Regions from separate parts of the Mus musculus genome. Here all the other regions are linked to region 2. A link is a loop called in an ENCODE intact Hi-C map of the cell type or tissue named here. Cell type or tissue: heart. All regions are shown on one strand.

Region 1 (8,000 bases), 210 kb after region 2:
GTTTATAATCAGGATATACTACAAGAGGAAAGAATTTATTTTCAATAAAAGAAAAAAATGTAAAAAGAATGAATATCACCAGTGACTTCAAGACCTGACTATATAGTGAAAAACCCTATAGCTTGCATAAGCAAATACACAGTAATTATCAAGGTAAAAGTTCCTTGTGCATGAAAAGCATTTGGTTTTTTTGGTTTGGTTTGGTTTGGTTTTGGTTTTTCGAGGCAGGGTTTCTCTGTGTAGCCCTGACTGTCCTGGAATTTACTTTGTAGACCAGGCTGGCCTCGAACTCAGAAATCTGCCTGCCTCTGCCTCCTGAGTGCTGGGATTAAAGGCATGCACCTCCACACCCAGCATGAAAAGCATTTGAACAAATGCTGCTAGGAGGATGGTAAGCACTGTCATAGCTTCAAAATGTGAAAAAGACAAAACAAACCTCAAAGGGGTGAAATGACTCCCACAGGTTAAGTGTCCAGTAAGTAGTGGTAATAACTAACTATCTATGTTACTTCTATGAAACGATACTATCTCTGCAGATGAAAAACTCTTAGATGTTTGGTTCCTATTCACAATAGATTTTTCCTCATTAGACTATTTCCTTATGGACATTATTCATAACTTCCCTTAAAAAACTTATATCCTTATAATGTCTCAAATACAACAAGCCCTTACTAGACAAGACATGAGTAATAAAAAGTTGACATATTAAAACAAGTCCTGTTCGAATTCCGTAACTATCTTAAGTGGCTAATGGGATAGTGAATATACATATTCACCAGGCAACCAAAAATGACTGCTATAAAAGAGGAACCTTCATGTACCTTGATGTGTTTTACACCACAGCTGACGAGTTTATTTGGCTGGTACAAATCCCAAGAAATATCAAATATCTGAAAACAAATCAGATCAATGGTTAAAATACTTTCAGTATCACTTAAGAACTTTGCCCAATTAAGTGGGCTAAGCCTTCATCTACCAGAAAGTACATATGAGCTCTCAATAACAATCAAAATCCTACATTTTAAAAATCTTATGAGGAAAAAAAGTAAGAATGGTAATAAGGAATTTATATTTTGGCTAACTTTACAGAGAACTAGTAAAGTAAAATTCAACATGTATTTCTTTTTAATTTTTAAAGAATACTTTGACCTAAGAAAATAACATGAATGGATCAACAGAAATTGAATATAAGGTTGATGCCTGAGAATTTTTACAGAGGCAAAATTCCAAATGGTGCAGCAAAGTATAATTTTAAATGTACATGAACAACATCATTTTTCCCTTAACTATAATATATATGCAACACACTGTTAAATCAAACTAAACAGACTATATAGTTTTAAAGTTGATATCTGAATAATTTATATTTTCATATGTACAATTCTTTAAATAGTACAAATTAAGGATCTGTAGTATTTATATTTTAAAAAATCTGTTCAAAAAAGAAAAAAGTATATTTTTTACTGAAGCAAACAGAGATAAATTCCAAACTAATGCTGTACACAGTGGATCATGGGTCTTAGTCCTATGATAGATACATAATCTCACATTTTTACTTGATTTTTATTTATATGCATGTATATGTAGGCACCTTTACCTGCTGAGCCATCTCACCAGGCCACAATCTAAGATTTTATGGATATTTATAATCATGTAATTTAAACTGTACTTTAAAAGTTTCATTAATATTTCACATTTAAAGTTCTCCCGTCTAAAGTTTACAAACCAATGGTTCTAAGTATGTTCACAGAAATGTTCAACTGTAACTATATTTGGTTTTAGAAAATTGTTATCAGCTAAGAAATTTATTCTACACTTCCCTTCCCTCCCTTCCCTCTCCCCTATAATTATGTGAATTTTTACAAATTGTGTAACTTTTATTACCTGTGGTTACATGACAATGACACGACACAGAAGACCCTGTGAACTCTCAGCCAGTCTTTTCCTGCCAAGTATTCATTAGAAAGCCAAAAGGAGAATACTCACTCTGTCGGTGTGACCTGGAGCCATAGACAGCATTCTCCCCCTTTTCCAGTCCCAAACACAAACTGCATTCTTTGAATCGAGTCCAACTGAAACCAAGCGCTGGATTTTGTCCAAGAAATTTAGGCGGGAATAAAAAGACAACTCAAATAACTACCAAATTATAAATAGCAAATATGTTCTACTTGTAACATCAAAATATATGCATTCATATTTCAGATGGCCTTTAAGGCAGACAGATGTATTCATTGCATTAATATTTGTACATGCATTTAGTTTTTCATGCTAAGTAAAAAGAAAAACTATCAGTTTTATGAATATCCAGAAAGTATCCTAGTCAAACTCCAGCCAGAAGCTAAAGCTTCTAGATACATTATGGTGGTGGGAATGGAAAAAACAATTGAGAACAAAACAAAGGACCCTTGGTGAGAATCCTGGAGGGAGGGAACATTTACTATGAAATAAAGCAGGTAGAGAGAGCTTGGTTACCAGGTTCTTTGGGTTCATTTGTTTGTTGATTTGTTGTTTTATTGAAAGCTGGAGAGGAATATGGGAGAAAGTCCAGGGAATCTGCCCAAGAGAGGGATTGGACTGGAGTCTGACTAAAGGAATAGGCTTCTCAGAAGAGGAACCATGAGAAGTAATTCCTTCTCAAAAAAATGGGTAATTGTGGAAGAAGAAGAAAACTCTTCATGAACATCTAAAAGCTCAAGCAGCCCTCACACTGTAGTGACCTGAGTTTACCCTGGTCATGAACCCTCAAGTGGGGAATCCCTTTTAGAGGGCTTCCAAGGATCTGGCATGTTTTTTGAGAAATTTCAGTAGCACAGTACAGGCAATACAAATCAAATGTGGGGTAACGCGACTTTTACTCCATCCTTTAATGAACTCCTACAGATAGAAATTCAGTAAGAATAAGCTACAGCCTGAAAACAAACCAGACCTTCCAGCACAACCCAGGGAGCTGAGACCAGAAGGAAGATAAGCAGGTCTCGACAATGAACAAAACACACAAGCCTGGAATTAGATAAACAATATAAAACAAGCTTAACATACACAAAAAATATATAACTAAAGTTTCAGAATATCCACAGAAGAACAAAGAGTAGCAAAGTATAAAAAGTACTTAAAGATGCACAGAGAAACACAGGACTTCTTCCAATGAAAAGTAGATGAGATGAAGCTAAAAACTCCATTGAAGAGTTGAATAAATTAGAAAGAGATAAGAAGACGCAGTTGACATGATGAGTTAACATGGAAGATGGAATTCTAGTCAAGAAGAAACATCACAGTCTGAATTTGACCACTGCTGTGACATACAGAAAACTTTACAAAAAGATATGAAGCAAGCATTTTAATGGTAACCAAAGCACTTACCATTTACAAGGATGTGAATTCACATTCACAAGAATATGAATTATGAAAGAGGGGAGAGATGAAATCTACAGCTGACTAAATTTCACTTAGGAGACAATTTCTTCATGGGGGTACATAAAGATTTGTGTTTTTGTTTAACTGGCAAGATCCTGAAGTTTAGAAGCTAGGATGGCTAATATGTAGGACACAGATAAAGCTGAAAAAAAATCTGTCAACAGGTGAGATTTTTGAACGCCATCCTTCCTGTGTATAGGGCAATAAACTTAAGACCATGAAAAGAAGAAATTCCAGAAAAAGAACAAATAATGGGAAAATAAAGGCAAACAAGTGATCAGTATTATCTCAAATTCCCAGTAGCTATACTTTAGGTATGTCTGTGAAGCTCACGGTATTAAAGGCCCCTGGTTGGTAATACCTAAGCAGAGAATTGAAAACAGTTACCCCAGAAGACCTATGTAAGTCTCCACAACTTCCCACTGTAAATGTTTAAACATTAGATTTTCACAAAGACTGAGGAATTCAATGACTCGTGAAAAAAAGTTCAAATGCATTAAAGGGGCTTCTATAATAAATCATTTTAAGTACTGCATAACACATACAATGTCCAGCATCTAATGGAAATTATTAGCAGATGAAGGAACATGAAAATGTGGCCAACCATTTTCATGTGAGAGGGTGTCAGTCAACAGAAATAGATCCAGAAATTATGAAGATGTTAAAATGAGAAGCAATCTGTGGAAATGAAAGTGACGGGCTAGGTCTCAGAAGAGAAAGTGCTAGGCTGTTACAGAAGCATAAAGTTCTGAATTTGGTTCCCCAGCACAGAGAAAACAAACACACAAACAGTATATGGTAGCATACACATGCTACCCCAGTGCCAAGGAGACAGAGACAGGAATCCCTGGCCAACTAGTCTAGCCGCATCAGTGAGCTTCAGGTTCAATGACAGACCTTGTTTCAAAAACTAAGATAATCAGTAGCTACAACAAAAACTACACAGGCATCAAAGCTTACAATATTACCTTCTGAAGTTATACAAATGTCACCAGTGCTTGACTTGGCACATGAATTGACATCAGGTTGAACCGCATGCTTTACTACATAAGAGACTTGGGGCCCTTATGTAAAACCTCTCTTCTTACCATATTTTGCTACCCATTAAAAGGGGATAATTAAAGTACTTCATGAGGATAATATGAACACTAACATATTACATACAAAGGAATCAGAAGAGTATCTGTATATGGTTAATGTTGCACAAATGCTTGATATCTTCATCACATTCTTACTTTACCATAAGCCATAATTAGCTTTACAAATCCATATACTCTGTTCAAATGAAAAACGCCACCTAGTGTCCAGTTAGAAAAGCTTTGACTGGATATAATTAAGATTTAAATCAAATGGGGTTTTTCCTAGCCAGTCAGAATAGTTGAAAATTCAAGTTTATGCCTTCCTCCTTGCATTGCTGTGGAATCTTCAGTTCCTGTTTGCTATGGATTTCTATAAATAGACTTTTCAGGCCTTAATTATCTTCAAGAAGTCAGGCCACTAGTATTAATATGCATATTCATCTCAATTCTGAGAAAGCCTTTAGAAAAAGATCATTTAGCCTTGCTACCTTGAAGGAAGCTCACCAATTGGATAAATCCTAAATGTTTACATATGCTTTCAAATCTGTCTGAAAATGAAAACTTTAAACATTTCCTATTCAATATCTTATAAGGAGTTTACAAACAGGTATGTTAGTTCAAATATATTTTTCAAATTATAACATTAAAATACTTTCCTTATCTTAAATTACCAGGAGTTCTTCACATTAACTGCACTTGTTAAAGGACGAATTTCTTTTGCTAAATAAACAGTTACCTCCTAGATTACATGTTTGGGAGGCAGTAAAGCATCGCTGTTCAAAACACGAGCTTTACAGTATGAGACCTGGTTCCTACTCTGGTTCCCCTCACTAGCTGTTAACCTGAGACAAGTTATTCGACCTTTCTCAGGCTCCGTTTTTCTGCAAAATAGAGATAATAATAGAATCTATTTCACAGGGTTGTCACAAGGATTGAATGAGAAAATGCAGACTTAGGGAAATGCATACCTAGTACATAGTGTGAGCCCTGTATCTCTATGGATTTCTAAGTTTAACTGTTTAATAATATGTCCTCATGAAGCCATGATGACAAAATAATGATTTCTCATGGAAATTGCTCAAAGTAAGCAAGACTGAGTGCTTTCAAACAGTAAAAGCTATGGAAGTGGTTTCTCCTCAGAAGAGACATCTCAGCAATCCAATACATTATATGTAAAGGGGGAAACTAAAAATTAAGAAGAAATTATCTATATCTAAAGGATACTTATTATTATAGTATAAAAATCTTAAATTTCACAAAACCTTATGTGTAAAGAAATCTTAAGCTAATTGTGTAGATTTACTTCATCATGTTTTATGTTCTCCTGATGTTGAAAAGATTATTCTTTCTTTTAAGAAAGTAAATGAAATTCTAATAGGACATAAAGCACTTGAAAGATAATAGCAAACATGGGATATAAGTTCAGTTTTCACACTTGCTAATCGCCATTCAATCTAAAAGCACAATTTTTAGAGAGGCCCCAGTGAAGTCTCCATAGATCCCTTACCAAAGAGTCACAGGAATCTCTGCTACCCAAACCTCTGAATAATGTAAGGCACCTACTGAGTACCATTTTCTTTATGATACAACCCAGGCTACAGTCTATTTTGATAGAATCTACATTTACAATTATAAAAAGCAGGTAAATAAATTCTTCTGAAAGTTAAAATGATTTTAAAATCTAACGTAAACACAAAATATTTAACAATTACAAATTAACCACACCACTTTTAAAATATGTTTAAAATATATAGAACTATAAAAAAAAGTCTTGTCTTGTTAGAGAATAATGTGGAAAGTGATTAGCCAGTAGTATAACAAAGATCACTGTTTTGATCTTCGATTTTGAATTGATTTGTCTCATTTTCAATAAAAATATAATTATAAAAGAAAAACTTTAAAGTAACTGAAAGTTAAAATATATACAGTTCTCCTTAGAGAAACTCAATTTTTCAAGGTGAAAACTCAATTTTTCCCTACCTAAATAACTTACCTGGAAAAGTAGTTACAGACAAAACTTTCTGTAACAATCAGGTAATAGTCAGTGAATGAGAATTTCTTTGGCTTTTGGAATAATTTGACTGAGAAAGTTCTGGGTAACAATGAAATCAACAACTTTTTTGTAGTTTTATTTTTGTTAGCTATGTTATCCTCCCATCTCACTTATACTTCAACATATCTGAATAAACAAGTACTTTTTATCAGTTGTTTTTCAATTTTATATTATAAATTTATAATGATTTCATTTTAAATTATTTTTTAAATTTTTTATTACATGTGAATTGACATGTATATTTGTGTGAGGGTGTCAGATCCCCTGGAACTGGAGTTAAAGAAAGTAGTGAGCTGCAATCTGGGTACTGGGAATTGAACCCAGGTCCTCTAGAAGAGATCCAGTGCTCTCAACTTTAGAGTCATCTCTCCAGACTCTTATAATGATTTCTTATAGCAAGCATTTTAAAATCAAAATTGATACAAAGGAGGAAAGTTATCAAATACCTGTCCATCCAAGTCAAATGCCAAACAAGCTATACCATGTGTATGAACATCCTTCAGAACCGACACGGTCTGGACAGTGTAAGAATCCCAAACACAGATGTAAGGCTCTTTCCCAACTTGTCCTGTTGCTACCAACACTCGCTCAGGATGCAGTGCAAGACTAAAAAATAAAGAATAAGTAAGTAGTAAGACTTGAAAAATGATTATAAACTTTTATAGCATTTGCTATAGATATTTGTACTTACAAATATCAACATTAGACTTATCTTAAATAATTTGTATTTAGAAGGAATTTCTATAAAATTATTGCTAAGAATTAATAATAATATACTAAAAGGTTAATGACAAATTAATTATAGACTTCATAAACTCCATGTGATATAGTGTGCATAAACTTCTCAAGAAAAAGAGATCTCACAAAAGATCAACAGAACTACAGCAACAAATTTTTAGCAACTTATCACATGCTATTTTTCCACTTGTTTTTTACGTTGCAAGCCTTCTTTTCTATCATTCCATTCCTCTTATTAACTAATACTGAACTAAATCTAAAGGCTAGCAAGATGGCTCTATGGTTAAGCACGTTCCATTAGAACACGAAGACTGGAGATCATACTCCTGGAACCCACTATACACCATGTGGGCATGGCAGACCACCTGTAATTCAAACCTTGGAGGGCAGAGGATTCCCAAAGCAAGCTGGTTAACAAGAATAGGCATATCAAAGAGTTCTGCATGTGACCAAGAGACCTTGCTTCACTGAATAAGGCACTAGGGTGGTCAAGGATAATTCCCAATATCAGTCTTGGGCTTCCATGTGCATTCATACCCACAGACACATACCTCACACAAGTACCCACAAACATGCATACACAAACACACATATACAATAGATGCACATGGATGAAAATGAAAAAATTAACTGAATCTTAATGTCTAAGGTAGTATTTGGTAGCACTTATACTGTAACAGTAATTAATTACAAAACTCACTAAAATACAGCAATGT
Region 2 (8,000 bases):
CCTAGGTCTGATCTGTGACCTGAAGTATTGAGCCTCTGACTCTCAACCTTTGGATGGGTTTAATTCCAGCACCATATTCTTAAGAAGTAAACTAGTAGTATGTGAAACACCCGCAGCCTGCTCAAGTGTGCCCACTTCTAACCATGTAAAGTTGTTTCCTTCTGGTTCATCTCCTTCCCATTCGAGGCGATAGGCTGCCCCGCCTGTTGCCTGGTCTGCCTCTGCGTGTCTTTGTGCTTACTCTCCAAGTATTTTTCCCTTCTGCACACCCTGGAGCTCTAAGCTTTCTCTATAGCTCAGCTTAAATGTCACCTCCTGTGACTCTTGAGTGATTGCTCCAGTGCTGTACCCTTCTACTCGTTTGCAGTATGTACTGTGTTGTTTGTTTGCAATAATGTCCACACTCTAGAAGATAAGTTCCTTGAGAGGAAGTAACTGTGTCTTTGGATCCCCTGGTCACTGGCTGGCTAACCGCTAATTCATTCCTATCCAAAGGAGGCTAGGTAAAGATTTACAGGCAAAATGGTAAGAAACAGGGATGCAGGACAGCTAATTTTCATGGCACAAACTCCCAGTTTTAAAAGGAGAACGTAGTAAAATATTAATTCATATGGATTTAAGGTTTCTTATATTTTTAATCTTGTTATTAAGACTAACTTTTTTCAGGCAAATTGCTGTAGTATATCATTGATATTCAAACATTATTGAAATTTATAATTTAAATTACACACACACACACTATATATATATATATATATATATATATATATATATATATATATATATAGAGAGAGAGAGAGAGAGAGAGAGAGAGAGAGAGAGAGAGAGCTGTTATCCCTGAGGAAGGTCAACTAGCCTCTTAGTTATAAACTGCCTGTAGCTCTTCATATAGACACAGGATTTCTCCCTTCTACCTTGGGATGGCAACTGGTGTTTTCATTGTTCAGATCTTGTTTGAGCAGCCATACTATTGAGAGTTTATGATATCAACTTTCCTATCGTATATAGACAACATAATCTCACAGCAGACATCCCCGTCCTCTGGATCGTATCTTCCCCTCCCTAAGCTTTGGGATCTGGTGAAGGAATTGTGATGTCAGCTAGGGCTGGGCAGCCCATTAGCGGTTCTCTGCATTTGACATTGTGTCTTTCTGTAGTAGAAATTCCTGCAATGTGCAGCTAGTTTAATGGGTGGTGAGGTCTACACTTACCTGTGGATTTAAGAATGAATATGTAGGGTGCAGTTAGAAATTATACTGGGTTAGGAAAGTGGCATGAGTAGGTTGTCTAGGTTCTATGGCCTCAGCAGCCATGGGTCCCTTTGCACTGCGTCCACCTCCCCACTCCATACCAACATCCCACACTCACTGAGACATTGGTACTAACATGAGATCTCGGGGGTAAACACAAAAGGCTGTAGCTAAATAGTGATACGTTTGTGTGTTAGTTGAATTGTTCTGGCTAGTTGTTATGTCAAATTGACCTAAGCTAGTCATTTGGGAAGAGAGAACCTCAACTAAGAAAATGCCATCACAAAGTTGGCCTGCAGGACATTTTCCTGATTAATGATTGATGTGGGTGGGACCACACCCCTGGGCAGGTGAGTTGTATGAGAAAAAAGGCTGAGCAAGCCATGGAGAAGAAGCTGATAATCAGTGCTCCTCCATGACCATAGAATTCTGGATCCTTCCCTGATTCCCTAAGTGACGGGAGTTGTAAACTGCCATGCACACACACACACAGTCTACGTGCCACTGTTGTACCTTTGGCAATACCTTGCAGATCTGGTCCTCTCTGTGGCTCGTAGGTATCACATCTGGATAGGATTCTTGATTACTCTTCTTCCTTCTCAGCTTTCAATGGCTCCTTCTGGTACCATGCCACTCCAGAGAGAAGCTTGGACCCAGCTCGATTCCTCCAAGTCCTGTATCTATTGTGTGTGGTGTCATCAACAATAGGGACTTACATTCAAGTTCTAGGAGGAAATCAAGAGCAAGGGCAATGACAATAGCCTATGTTGTTTGGTGATCTCATAAATTGTCCCTGACCAACTTTGTATTTCTCATGTCTGGTAATTAGCATTAATACCCTTATGATGTTATTTAAAATTAGGTGTATATATGTAATATATACTATAATATTAATGTGTATATTTTATATAAACAAAAATTTAAATTATATTACATACAATATATACAATTTGAGTGATGCATAGATAGATATTTCTAAGATTTACCAAAATTCTTTTTACATTTTTTAACTCTACATGAAAAATACTGTAAATGTAGTGGTTTGAATGAGAATGTGAATGGCCCCTAGAGGCTTATGTTGACTACTTGGTCCCCAGTTCACGGAACTTTTTAGGAAGGATTGAGAGGTGTGGCCTTATTGGAGATGCTGTTTTGCAGAGGCGGGGAGGAGTCTGTTGAGCTTGAGGTTTCAAAAGGCTCAGTGTCATTCGCACTCGTACATCAAGAGCTCTCAGCTATTCTTGCCATCCTGCCTTTCCTCTGCCATCATCAACTCTTTTTGTTACTTTTCTGTCACTATGATAAAATACTGTGAGTAAGGCAACTGTTTGTGAAGGATGAGGAGGTGTGGCCTTGCTGGAGGAGGCGTCTCACTGGGGACAGGCTTTTCGAGGTTAGCTCCCCCTGCCTCCTACGTGTGGAGCAAGATGTGAGCTTTCAGCTACTGCTGCAGCACCACCTGCCTGCTGCTGCTGCGTTCCCTGCATGGCAGTCATGAACTCTAACCTCCTGAAACTCTAAGCCCAGTGAAATGCTTTCCTTAAAAGCTGCCTTAGTCGTGGTGTGTTGTTATGGTAACAGAAAAGTAACTAATGCAGTAAAAAGATCAGTCACTCGATGTCCATCACTTCCACGTGATCTGATACCTTTTCATAGCACTAATATGTGTACCTTACTAAAAAGTGAAAATTTAAAATTCAAGTGCATGCTCAAGTGGGTATTATTCATATCTCACAACTAAAATAATGTACAGTTTAAAAACCAAGGGTAGTAAAATAGCTTAGTAGGTAAAGGTCCAGAAATAAAACTGGTCCTGCTTCAATAAGGAATACACACGCAGGGGCACGCGGGCACACACACAAACACACACGTTTATGCACGCATTCTTGATATATTATTATCCACAGCTTAATCGTCAATATATTGAAAACTGTTCATGAACTTCAAATTATTCAAGGTGCTTTAATTTTGTGAGCACACATCACCAATCTTAATGGTTTAAAACCTGATTCCTATACACATGCGATGATCTAAAGACAGCCTCCAGGTGGCGCTGTTGCACTTGGCAGTGCCCCTCTGCTGGCTCTATAAACTTCCCATCTCAATCCAGCTACCAGTCCAGGAAGAGGGTGGTAGATAAGCATGCTGGGAAATGTAGAGTGCTTTGCTAACTCACCCTTTCACCTCGCCTCACAGCCACATTCTCAGGCAGTATTCACGCTTGCTTCGTCTCTAAGCCCCACATCTGGCACCTTACCACCCATGCACCATTCAGGTTCCTGCAGAAAATGCTGAGATAACCACTTCTGTGAATTTTCCTATGAACCTCGGACTGATCTGGCCTGACCTGTGAGTCTCAGTCCTCGTTGCCTGGCAGAGCAGAGAGTTTATTCTCCTGTCTCACCACCAGGGTGCAGCAGTAAGCAGCCGCTCGCTCTATGATCTCAGAGGACACAACAGAGATTTGGTGGTTACAATTCCTACCTTTCACCTCCCCTCTCTGCTGGCCTCACACTCCCCACCTACCCCTTCACCATGGCTTTGGGGGACAAACCAAAGGAATTAACACAATGACTTACTGCATGGTGTGCAGAAGTAAATGTGACTGTGTGGTTTACATGCAATGAGCCTTTAGAATGTTTGAGATTTGACAGAAATCCCCAGGTGATGCCACTAATGCAACCAAAGAATCCATCAAATGTTCTCTGCAATCTCTATCCAACCCAGGCTTGCAGAGTGGCCTTTACCCTCCCCTTTCCTGGACATAATCTCACTTACTACGACTAGAGCAGAGATATAGAAAGTTCTCTCGGCTGTCACTCCAAAAAGACCCACCTGGGGTTTAGTTTTTAAAAATGAATTTCAAATAAAAGATCACTTTATCTTGTCTCATGTGCTCTCTTCTTACTAAATTTATACCCAGGAGTCTCCTTTAAAGGCATAATTTAAATCGGGCATGGTGGTGGAAGCCTTACTTATAACCCCAGCACTCAGAAGGCAGAGGCAGGCAGGTCTCAAGGAATTCAAGCCCAGCCTGGTCTACAGAGTACGCTCCAGTCCATCACAGACTACACTGTCTTAACATTTTATATGTGTGTGTGTGTGCGTGTACACATATATGTATATTATATATTATGTATAAACATTATTTAAATAATATATAAATGATATATTTACAAAACATATAATTAAGAAATATTTATAAGAGTGTATGAATATATAACATAGTATATATTATATAAGTATTGTATATAATATATATTACATATATAAGATATACTTTATATAATTTATATATTATATACATATATAATACATATATTAAACAACTTCTATCTCTACACTGCAAGCAAAAGGGAAGAGTCTCTGCCTCTGTGAAATGAATCAGCCACGCCATGATGTGAACACAGTGCTATATCAACACCCTTGCCCTCCCCTCTGTGTTCCTAGGTAGGCATCTCTCTTTCTGGAAGTTTCTAAGGGAGCACATCTGTCTTGCCAAAAAGTTTTAAATACTGAAGTCTATGGCTTTCTAAGCGCTTCGCAGTAGGAGCTCCTGAGGAAAACGATGACCGGTTACAGTTCTAGTCCATGCTCTAAAATCAAGGTGCTTGGCCTCAAAACTACAGCAATGCCAGTAAAAGCCCCCAGTAATCAGGAACACCGAGGCCAGAAATACCAAAGTTAACTAGTACAAACATTGGTTTACAACCTATTTTTGTGGAAATGTACATCTTGATAACTTTGGTTTGACATCAATACTATCAAGGAACTAAAATCCTTAGTGAGCCATGAAGCACTGCATACATTTGGCAACATGTGTGCCAGTAACGTTCTCAACTCAGGCACAGTAAACCTTTAAACCCTAATTTTGATTTGGCCCTTGAAAACTATATTGTTCCTAAATACAATAACGTAGAGTTATTTTCACTCAGAAATTCTCATTTGCTAGCTGTAATTAAGTTCAAAATTAATGTTCCGAAGAAGTGATGTCAAGGATGTGACATTTGAAGGGTGACAGATTGAAACGGTATAATGCTGCCCCGTAGGAATTTACTTATCAAAGTATTGCAACAGGAACACGAACATGCCATATATTACTCTTTAATTAAAGTTTTGTTTTACAATGTTCTTGTCAGTGGGAAATTTCCAAATGCTCAGGTGACAGGAAAGCCTCTTCAAACAGCGTACCATTGGGGCAAACTTGACAAAAGTCCTGTCCGTCACAGGCTTGAGATGGAAACTAGAGCACACAACCCCACCCTGGGGTGCTGTCCACTGGAGTCCACTGTGCTTAGCTGGGCTAGCACAGTTGTCATGGAGGGCGATGCTCACCACAAACAGTCAAATCAGAATGATGGCAGGACAGTATCATTTGGGAGCTAGTCCTAGATCGGACATTCTAGAAGGTCTACACTGTGAAGCGGCAGCCTAGGATTCGGGGGCACGGACACACATGAACATGACACACCTCAGTTAAGCCTGCCAGCTTGTCCTCCACATCTCCCAAAGGAGACTGAGCCTGGGCCAAGAACACTTTCTGCTTCAAACCTGACACACTTCTGACCAATAGAGAATGTGCCCAACCAAATAGGATGGAAGAGGGAGGCCGAGTACCTAGAACTGTTCCGGGGGGGGGGGGGGGGGAGGACAGGATTACGGTGCTAAATTCAAGTACCGCCTGAACACCACAGCAGTTTCTGGTGGCCCCATCAGTTTGGGCTGTGGTTTAGGAAAAGAAACCTCACGTTAACCGTTTTCTTCTTTCAACCTAAAGGAAACAAAGCCTCTTCGGGGTTCTCTGATGGCAATGTAAACGTGAGCTTGCTTGTGGGGAAAAGACAGGAAGAACCCCAATAAACAATCAGTCACGGAAGGTGGCAGGCCTTGAGTTCCCTGTGCGGAGCAGCCCTTAACTTCCACTCCGTCTCAGCTCCCGGTGTGGGCGTAACACTGCATTTGCGTAGCGGCCACGCCTTTTGTGTGAGCACTGCATGCACTTACACTTCCCCCGGTCAGCTTACGTACTCAGAGCCCTTCTCCTGGAAAATGTCCACTGGTGTTTAAAATATAAAGCCACATATATCGAACTCGTTTTTAACAAACAAACAAAAAAAAGTGCTTAAACCCATCCTATGCATTTGCTTTCTTCATTTTCAGTCAATAAAAATCAAACTCAATTTATGCTTATTAATACTGAAAAAATAGTGAATCTGATTCTTAGAGTTTTAAATAACGTGCCTTTATCCCCAACTTTACATTAACTCAGTATCATAACAAATTGAGCTCTTATTTGGAAAATATAGAAGGTACAAATATATAACTTTTAAAAAATATTCTGAATATAAAAATGCTTTCTATGTTTCAAAATAACACTTTTAGATTTCTTTAGTTTTGGACTTCATGAATAAAACACTTAGTTCCCCCATGTTTTTTGTACTTAAACAAAAGCTTATAATGGTTTTAAATAGTCACTCGAGAACCACACAATCTGTGGATGTCCCACCATAAAAGCTCAGCTTCTAGCTAAAAAAGAAAAAGCCCTATTTAGTCATAAAATTACATTATCAAAAAATAGTTTAAGATAGAAGTCTGTGCCTAAATGATTGCCAGAACTGCCCAGTGCAGCTTCAGTAAGACAGAGAACTGTCTAGAAAATACAATCTCCAGACCTTGTGCAAGTGCAGCAAACTGGGCAGCTGTGGCCGGGGCAGCAGTGCCTCGTCAGCCTGGGCCAGGTCCCACAGACCTCCTGGCCTCTTGCTTAGCACACTGCCGGGTCAGGATCCCTACGCGGGACTACTGGGAACAAAGTAGGAGCTGCGCTTTCTTCTTTCCTTTTTTTAAAGCTGTAAACACTTTGCATGATTGGGTCCCCATAAAAACAGTGTTGGAGCTTAAATGAGCCTGGAGCTTTTCAGGAACTGAATGAGCACTCTGTACACAAAGGTGTACTGGCCAAGTGTCTGCACCAGCATCATCCTCTGCTGCCTCAGCATGTCCAGCACTCTGGGGATGTCCAGCACCTGGCGGAGAGACACAGCGATGAAGACAGCACTCCTGAGGGAAACCAACACCATGAAGGCTGCCGCCCCGCCTCACGGAAATCTGCTGAGGAGACAGACTGTCTACCCGAGAGTCCTCCGTGATGGGCTAAGATCTGATTTGTTTTAGCTACAAATAAAGTGTGCGTGTGGGTTATTTCTCCAGCAGCTCCTAGCTGCAGCACAGTGACTTGCAGATCAGTTACATATAAATCTTATCTCACAAGATTCTAAGATTCAACAAAAACAGTGTGCTAAGTGCTACTAGGATCCATCCCACATTCCCCACACCCACTGCTAGCTGGCCCGAATGCTGGGTGTTACAGGAAAAACAAAGCCCTCATCTCGCAGTGGAAAACACTAGAAAAGACAACTGAACGGTCTTCTATGTCATAGGCCATCTCAGTCTGTTCTGACAGTTGGAGCTGAGAACCTCTAAGACGAAGCCTTTAACAGCACTTAGCATTGATCATGTGCTCACCACAGTCCTAGAATGTGTTCAGAAGCTATGGGCCACCATGCCCTTCTCCTTCCCAGCGCTCACTGCCCCACCAGGAACATGAGCTGAACATAACTCACCTCATTGTGTTCCAGACAGGCAACCATGATCTCTGACAGAATGACGACCCCAGTTCTTCCCACGCCAGCACTGCAGTGCACCAGCAGCGGGGGATTGTGGCTTTTGGGTTCACTGGTACTGTTTGTA
Region 3 (8,000 bases), 100 kb after region 2:
GGTGCATTCTTTCTTGGTTTGTTTTTTACCTTCATTCCCAGCTCATTTGAAGCATTAAGTAGTTCTTTTGAGGCTTATGCGTGAGTGAGCACAGTCTTTATTCTGTCAGATTGTTTTATTTCTGAGAACAATCTTTACGTTCCTTTGATTTTTTTTTTTTTTAACATACTGATTTTGTCTCATGTATGTAATAATTTTTTATTTTGAGGATGTCAAAAAATGATTTTAACATTTCCCTTTTCCCTCCTTGGTCTTGTTTTCTCTGAGTTGTTGGTTCTGACTTTTATGATAGAGGTTCTCCATTCCTTGATTATCTGTTTTAAAGGAGGATCAGTAAAATGCTGACTGACATTCTAGACTCGAGTTGGGGCGTGAGTGTTTGGACTTGGCTTTTATTGTGGGTCCTGTGTGGAGGATGATCTGTTAGTCTAGTTTGGGGGCAGCCTGAGTATTAATACCAGTTAGGTGTTCTTAGTCTGGTCAGTGTGCCAATAAAGGTCTTCTAAAATAGTCTTGATTGTCAGAGTTCAGATAGCTCAGTAGAGCAGAACTATGAAGGAATTAATTACCATTAATTACTATGCAATGTTTCACTGTAGAGTTATTTGAGCATTGCTGGCATTTCTTGGACTTATTGAGAGTCTAAAGTCTCACTTTCCAAGGGAGAGGATCTATAAAATGGTAAAGGTTTTCAGAGCACTGCCTTTTAAACAGTTTTCTCACCGTTGATGTTATTTTGTTGTGGTACCTTTCTGTTTAGAACTGGCTGGCTTATCTCTGAGTCTCCAGTAGTGATGGACAAGAGGGTACATACCTGGTCATTCGCAAGTCTTCACTGTAGTGAGGGGGTGGGTGTGCTGAGGCTCCAAACAGAGAAACTGGGTGCAGGGACTTAGGCTGTAGGAAAGGCTCATTACTTCCGAAGTCAGCCCTCTAGCATGGCTTGTTCTTTATACTCTTCCCTCAGTCCCCTCTGCTGCTTGTTTTCAATCTTGGAGAATCTTGTAGTCTAAATTAGGTTGCTTTATTATTGTCTTAGAATCAGTTTCTGTATCTGTTTTTTCTTTGAAAACATGGTTGTTCCTTTGCAGTTGTTTTCCTTATGGGCATACAGCTTTTTCTCTAAAAAACAAAACTCTTTATTGCTTTTTTTTTTTTTTTTAACTGCTTTCAGAAAGGTTCAGAAGTAAATGTTTGAGCTGAGCCCAGGTCTCTACCCAGACAAACTATTCCCCCCTATCCGGGACTGCCTGTGACCCAGCACCTTTACTAAGCTGAGGCAGGCCGTGCTGGGTATATAGAGTACAGATATCTATTTTCTTTTTGTCATCTGTGTATATGTAGCATGTATATGTTACCTGTGAGTGTGTACACACACGTGTGAAGGCTTAAAGTTGATGTTAGGAATCCTCTTCCCTTGCTCTTCCACTTTCCTCATTGAGGCAGGGTTTCAGTCAGACCCAGGACTTGCCGGTCTGACTAGTTTTCCTCTGGGACTCCCACCTTTGCATTCTGAAGCTGAAGTTCCTGTGGCTCACCACTCCCACCTGATGATTACTAGGGTTCTGGATAGCCAAGCTGGCAAGCACTTCAGCACTGATCAGTCTCCCTGGCCTGAGACCTGGACTCAGGCTGCACCTTTCCCTACGAGCTTGTGACGCTTGCATCCCGTGATTTTCTCAGCTTTTTATCCTTTTGTTCTCACTGCCTTTCATTCTCCTTTTCCAGCCCTTCTCTCTGGCTGCTCCCTAAATGGCTAACTTTACCTGCGTTTTCCTGTCAGCATTATTTTTGTCTGTTCTGCTGAGGTATGAACTAGGGAGAACAGCTATACAACAGAAAGTTTAGAGTGCCAGGAAGGGAGTGCAGCATTCCTTAGACCAGCTTCTGGGCTCTGCTCTAGTTAGCTAGGTACTCATTGAAGGGCTTGTGGGACGTGGGAAGAAAACTAATGAGTCAGCTTTTTCTCTAGGGTGGGGTTTGGGGGTGGGGGCCATGGCCGTCCAGCAGCAGTAGATCACAGTTAAAGTGCGTATGTGTGAGTTCCAGTGCAAAGTGTAAATTAGATTCGATGACTTCAAACTAAACAGGAAGGGAGGTGAGCTCCTGAGCGTTCCTAATACTTGTGCTCTTAGCTCTCTTCTCACCAGCTGTCAGACTGCACATTTTTACCTTCCTTCTAAAGTATTTCAAACTAAAGAAATCTAAAACTGAAAATTTCCTACTGTTCCTCCTCCCTGGACTTTCTACTTTCGCCTCATCTCTTTCTTCCCCATTTTGCCTTCCCTGCCTGTGGTTGTAGCCTCCTTGCCCACCCCCACCCCCTGTAGAGCCCTGGTGGTTGATGGGAGTGTAGGGCATGTTGTTCTTCCTCGTGTGTTGAAGGGATGAAGGACAGAAATTTTATTTTTATTAACCCATTTGAGGCTAGGTCTTACTTTGTGGCCTGGCTGACCTTGGACTCACTCTGTAGATCAGGATACCCTTGGAGTCAAGCATTCCCTGCCTCTGCCTCCTGAGTGCTGGGACTGAAGGTGTGTATAACCATACCCACCATGAGAAGAAGATATGTTAACTTTGTTTCCTAGAAACCTGTTGATTGTGTTTCTTCCCTACTTAGGAATCTCTTAATATTTCTAGACCAGAATTCAAAATACTTAGGCACATGATCCATCATTGCATTTCTTCAGTCTTTCTTACCCCGTCACACCATCACATGCATCTTTTTAGCCATTTCACATTTCTCACCTTTTCTTAATGTTCTGTGAAGTCCCCTTCCTTGCTCCATGTGTTTCCTCTGCCTGCATTGGCTCTCTCACTCTCTGCTCTCCTCTTACACATTCCTTTAATACTCATTTTACATATTCGACTTCAGCCAACACTTCTTTGACCTATCAGCTGGAGGAAGTACCTTGTGTTCTACCAACACCTCTTCATTCCCTTTCTGGGCTTTGTTGTTTTAGAATTGTATGTTTCTGATTTTCTTTTCCTTTATCTGCGTTCCTAGCACAGTATTTAGTTGTACAGTAAATAAATATTCAGTGAATTAATAGCCTGAATTTGGTCTTGATTGTATACTGATAGGTTATCATACCCACTCTGAACTCAGTTCTTGCTACATTTTGTGAAGTAGACAGCCAGTAGATGATTTGAGCTTGTGGTGACTTGCATTGAAGATTAGTGTGATACATTCATCTTAAAGTTTCCTTTCAAAATAGTTTTCTATGTTTACCTGGTTAGAAATTATTCCAAGTGAATTCTTAATAGGCAGTATTTCCTTTAAATATTACTGTGAAAAATGAATAGAACTCGTTTGGGGAAAGTAGTTGAACAGTTTTGAAACATAATTTTAGGAAACATTAAGATTTCTTAAATTCTTTCTGATTTTGGAATAAAAAGTAACTGTTGTCCTTTTACTGTGCTTTTAATATCCCAACAGATGTGATATAGGAAAACCCTTCTCTGCCTTAGGCAAAGAAAGGCATTTGTAATGTATCATGTGAGGAAAGGACTATTTGAATTCTCTGAAGAGATGTTTGGAATAGAATTACAATCCTATCCCTTAGTAGAATTAGTTATGATTTTCCTTAAAAGTAATTATAATTATATAAAAGATTTGACATTCTTCTCACTTGTATGATTTTGAGAATAAAAGGTATATTCAGAAGTAAACATTTATGGCCAATTTTTTTGGCTCAGATTACTATGACATGGAATCCATGGTCCATGCAGACACAAGATCATTTATTCTGAAGAAGCCAAAGCTGTCTGAGGAAATAGTAGTGACACCCAACCAGGATTCGGGGATGAAGACTGCAGATGCCCTTCGGGTCCTTTCAGGACACCTTATGCAGACACGGTAGATGGTTTCTTTTTCTTGTGTAGCTACTGTGTGTGACTGTAGTGCAGGTCAGCTGTTAGTTCCCAGCTTCCCTGTTCCTGTAGCTCCCACTAGATGGTGCTCTCAGTGACTCACTGGCTAGGCCAACAGTAGCCAAATTCAGCTCTCAAAAATTCGAGTTCATCTTTCTTGTTCAGAAATCCATTAAATAGAAATAAAAGCTGAGTATAATTGAACTCTGTTGATAAGGGGTGTAGTATTTTGTTTTAAATGTATACCCAAGGAATTGGACTTTAAAAGCTGGGTAACCCAAATCAGGAAATCCTTCTGCAAGGTGTTAAGGACTAAGGCTTGCGTGGTTCCTTCCTAAGAAAGCAGACAGAGTGTTCAGCAAAGAAATGTACAGATGATAAAAATCACATAAAAATAAAGCCGCTGCCAGATGCTCTGAGCATCCATTCTAAGGTGTTTGGTTTGGTTTGGTTTTGGTTTATTTCCATGTTGATCCTATAAGGATCCCATGGACAATGGAGAGTCACAGTTGAGAGGATATTGTCACTATTAGTAAGTCCAGGCTAGAAGGTCACTGTGATGCTGCTGCAAGTGCTGTCCATGGCCGTTGTGTATTAGGATTCCACTTAGGCTGTATCAGGAAGTCATTCTAAGCCTATCGTAGTGAAGCAAGCGCAAAGCAAAGGTACTCCTTTGTTACTACAGTTCTGCGGAAGAGGACTTTAGGAGGCTCAGCATTTTGTGTTCGTTTCCCTAATTCTATGGTATTTTTTATCTGTCTGGCAGAGATCTTGTACAACCAGATAAACCTGCAAGTCCCAAGTTTATAGTGACGCTGGATGGTGTCCCCAGCCCCCCAGGATACATGTCAGATCAAGAGGAGGAGATGTGCTTTGAAGGAATGAAACCCGTAAACCAAACTTCAGCCTCAAACAAGGGACTCAGAGGTCTCCTCCACCCACAGCAGTTGCATTTGCTGAGCAGGCAGCTTGAGGACCCAGATGGTAGCTTTTCCAACGGTGTGTTGAGAGCTCAGACTTTGCCTTCTCAGCCCACTGTCATTGAGAACGGAGTCTTGGCCTGTGATATCTTGAGTGAATATTGGTTTGAGGCCTCGCTTATATTTCTGTTCAGTAGCCTGTTTTCTTCTGTCATACAAAGCCACCAGTTGAATTTCATACTCCCTCTGTGCTTGTTTCACGGGGTTCTGTGATGCTGGTGATACGATGAAGCTCAGTCAGTGTCATCTAAAACACCTTTTATTATGATTGCTGAAGGATGAACTATCATTCTTGATGCATTGACCAGCAACAATCTCTCATAGTTAACTTGAGAGAAAGATGGATTTTGATTTTGGTGTTTCCTTGGAAGGGATTTCTTACCTAATTTGGCAGGACACTTTTGAAGTATTGAAAGACCTCATGTGGCAATTGATCCTGGATAGTACTCAGAGGAACTCAGTTCAGACAGTGCCTACCTTAGGAGCCTATTGTGTTTCCACCGCTCCTCACCTCGCACACACCAGTCCTTTACCTTCATTTTGTCATTTTTCGTTTGGATTTATATTTATGTGAGCATTTTGCCTGCATGTATGAATGTGTAGCAGTACATGCATGCCTGCTGCTGTGTCAGATCCCCTGGAAATAGTTACATGCAGCTGTGAGCTTCCACAGGGGTGCTGGGAACTGAACCTGGGTCCTCTGCAAGAGTAGCCAGTGCTCTTAGCCACTGAGCGATCTCCAGCCCCCACCCATACTTTTCACTCCTGATTTAGATACACCACATCTTAAGCAGGAGAGTTAATTACTAACTCCTAAAAACGAACAAATTCAAGGAAAAACCAGTAAATTTACAAGTGTTTCCTAAGTAATCCTTTTCTTTGCAGAGACATAAAAGATACATTGATAACGTTTCTTCATCCACCAAAAAATATGGTAAACTAGAACAGATGAGTCTGTGAGCAAGAAACACTTGTAAGAGGCTATTCCTGCTTTAAGTCTATCATGGGGGTATAGTCTTGGTTGTGGAGTGAGCTGTAGTTGTGACCTCAGGCAAAACAAAATTTGAAAGGTAAAAACTGCAATAGGCAGTACACATTTCTTGACTCTGCATGCTTTGTCTAACATTAGGAAGGCTTGGTGTCACTGCTCTCAGTTGTCGATTTGATAGCTTAACACTTAGCTCTATTAAGACCCATTTCCATTTAAAGGTGAGTTTCCATGCTTGGGCTTGTTGGTATATGGGAAGAAGCAGTGACTGGGTACCATGCCAGTCATGGGTCTGCCTATTTTGTGTGAGGGATGTGGCCACTGTGGATGAGTAGAGTGCTTCCTTTGCCACTGTGAACTCTTCAGTTAAGTGTGGGGATGAAGCTCTACACCCTGGAAGGTGTGTCTTCACCTAGCGCAAGCGGGGAGTTGAAGCCTCTCTTCGGGTTGCTTATTTTGGTGGAGGTGTTTGAGAGTGCTAACCAACCGCACCATCTATGTTAATACACCCCCACTGAACATCATATGGCATCACATTACAGCTTTCAATACACAGTGAATTTGCCTCTGGAAATTTAAATTTGAAGTTTTATCATATATAAAGTAAAATATCAGCATAGGAAAATAAGAGCCATGACTTATATATATTGTTCCTTTTTTTTTTTTACTAAGAGAAAATCGCCTTGTAACATACTTTACTACTACTACTACTACTAGTACTATTATAATCATTATTATTATTATTATCATTATTATTATTTTGAGTAGCTACTTCATTTTTCTGGCTGCATTGCTCTTTGGATCTAGTCTTCCTTTGTTCTAGGTCATCATGTCTTGTATATGTAGCAGTGTGGGGCAGTTTTCTTTGTAGTGGTGGGACAAAGATCATCTACAAGTGAGTGAGGTTCCCTTCCCAATGCTGTTGGGGTTTCTTTAGAAATTCTTTTATATCCTATGTTGAAAATAAGTTACTTTCTGTTTTTCTTATTTTGTTGCCTAGGAGAAGAAGCCCAGGGCCTTATGGGTGCCCAGGGCCTTAAGCATTCACTGCTGGACTGACTCCCAGTCCTGCTCTTTTTAAAGTAGTATAGAAATTTGTATCAGGCGTATTGTGGTCATTACTGAAGCTCCTGTCTCAGTAACGTGGTCACCACATGATGCTTTTTGTGCCAAGTTCTTCTGTCGGGAGGGCAGACATTGGGTCACTAGAGCAGAAATATCGCCTTTTCACATAATCTGATTCTGAATAAGGTGAGTTTCACAGATAGAAGATTTTTGCCCAAGCTGTCTAGATGAACTACTAATATGCAAAGCCAATCTGACCTACTAGAGCTTGGACACCCTGCTGCTGTCTAGCCAAGTGAGAGTTGGCTTCATAAACAGTAAAACCTAACAATGATATCTCAGATCAGAAGGTAGTGGATTATGGTCTTCATGTATAAAGTTATCTGCATCCTAAATTAGTTTCGTATACACGTCATAGGAAAAGTCCCATTCTCCTGCCACAGTATTTGGGCATGACTTAATGCAGACAGTGAACTCCATGGGTAAGGCTTATTTCCAGGCCATAGTCCTAGTCTGTCTACTTCTGCCACATAGCATCTTTCACTCAGCCAGACTTCAGACTAGCTGTTAGAAGACCTTCTCTAGGGCTGGAGAGATGGCTCAACGGTTAAGAGTACTGACTGCTCTTCCGAAGGTCCTGAGTTCAAATCCCTGCAACCACATGGTGGCTTAGAACCATCCGTAATGAGATCTGGCACCCTCTTCTGGAGTGTCTGAAGACAGCTACAGTGTACTTACAATAAATCAATAAATCTTAAAAGAAAAAAAAAAGAAGACCTTCTCTATTCTACCCCCATCCCCAAGCCCATAGGCAGTGTCATTTGTTGGCTCATCTTCTGTAAAGCTGTTTTCCCCTTCGATATCAGGGTGATTTTAGTGCCCAGACCTTTACTGACTATATATACTTCAGTGATTTGGAATAATTTCTTATTTGGACACTTGTCATTTGCTAGAATATGAAAATTATTCTCATTCCTTATCAGCTTGTTTTTAGCTTCATTTTTAACTTTGGTATCTTTTACTTCTGTATTTCAGTTCTGAAGTGAGACTGAAACTTACTTAGGACTTTATGACAACTCTGGTCTTCTTTCTGC

What was found. Peaks named below come from ENCODE experiments on the same cell type or tissue, not always from the same donor. Only the 100,000 strongest peaks of a DNase experiment are listed, where the experiment ranks them.
Region 1: it touches region 2 in a loop (17-fold over the local background); 11 of 42 quality-filtered maps call a loop at or near these places.
Region 3: a loop joins it to region 2, with 3 times the contacts of the local background. A loop is called at or near these places in 3 of 42 quality-filtered maps.

What each region holds. Positions count from the first base shown.
Region 1 is chr12:98,879,990-98,887,989 of GRCm38, forward strand. It overlaps Eml5 (echinoderm microtubule associated protein like 5), which reads right to left. Exons shown (of 44, transcript NM_001081191.1): 2 at 6,993-7,152; 3 at 1,987-2,085; 4 at 822-890. Among named protein-coding and RNA genes, the nearest start is that of Eml5, 17 kb to the right of the region's middle. In heart, a CTCF peak has its summit at 4,720 (motif pointing left); no DNase peak of the experiment used is centred here.
Region 2 is chr12:98,671,403-98,679,402 of GRCm38, forward strand. It overlaps Ptpn21 (protein tyrosine phosphatase, non-receptor type 21), which reads right to left. Exons shown (of 19, transcript NM_001146199.1): 18 at 7,874-8,000; 19 at 5,339-7,276. The coding sequence ends at 7,148. Among named protein-coding and RNA genes, the nearest start is that of Spata7, 47 kb to the left of the region's middle. In heart, CTCF peaks have their summits at 3,312 (motif pointing right) and 3,634 (motif pointing right); DNase peaks (open chromatin) are centred at 3,369 and 3,539; H3K4me3 peaks cover 447 bases; H3K27ac peaks cover 406 bases.
Region 3 is chr12:98,775,409-98,783,408 of GRCm38, forward strand. Zc3h14 (zinc finger CCCH type containing 14) reads left to right here. Exons shown (of 17, transcript NM_029334.2): 11 at 3,700-3,859; 12 at 4,640-4,872. Among named protein-coding and RNA genes, the nearest start is that of Gm35463, 23 kb to the right of the region's middle. In heart, a CTCF peak has its summit at 3,953 (motif pointing right); no DNase peak of the experiment used is centred here.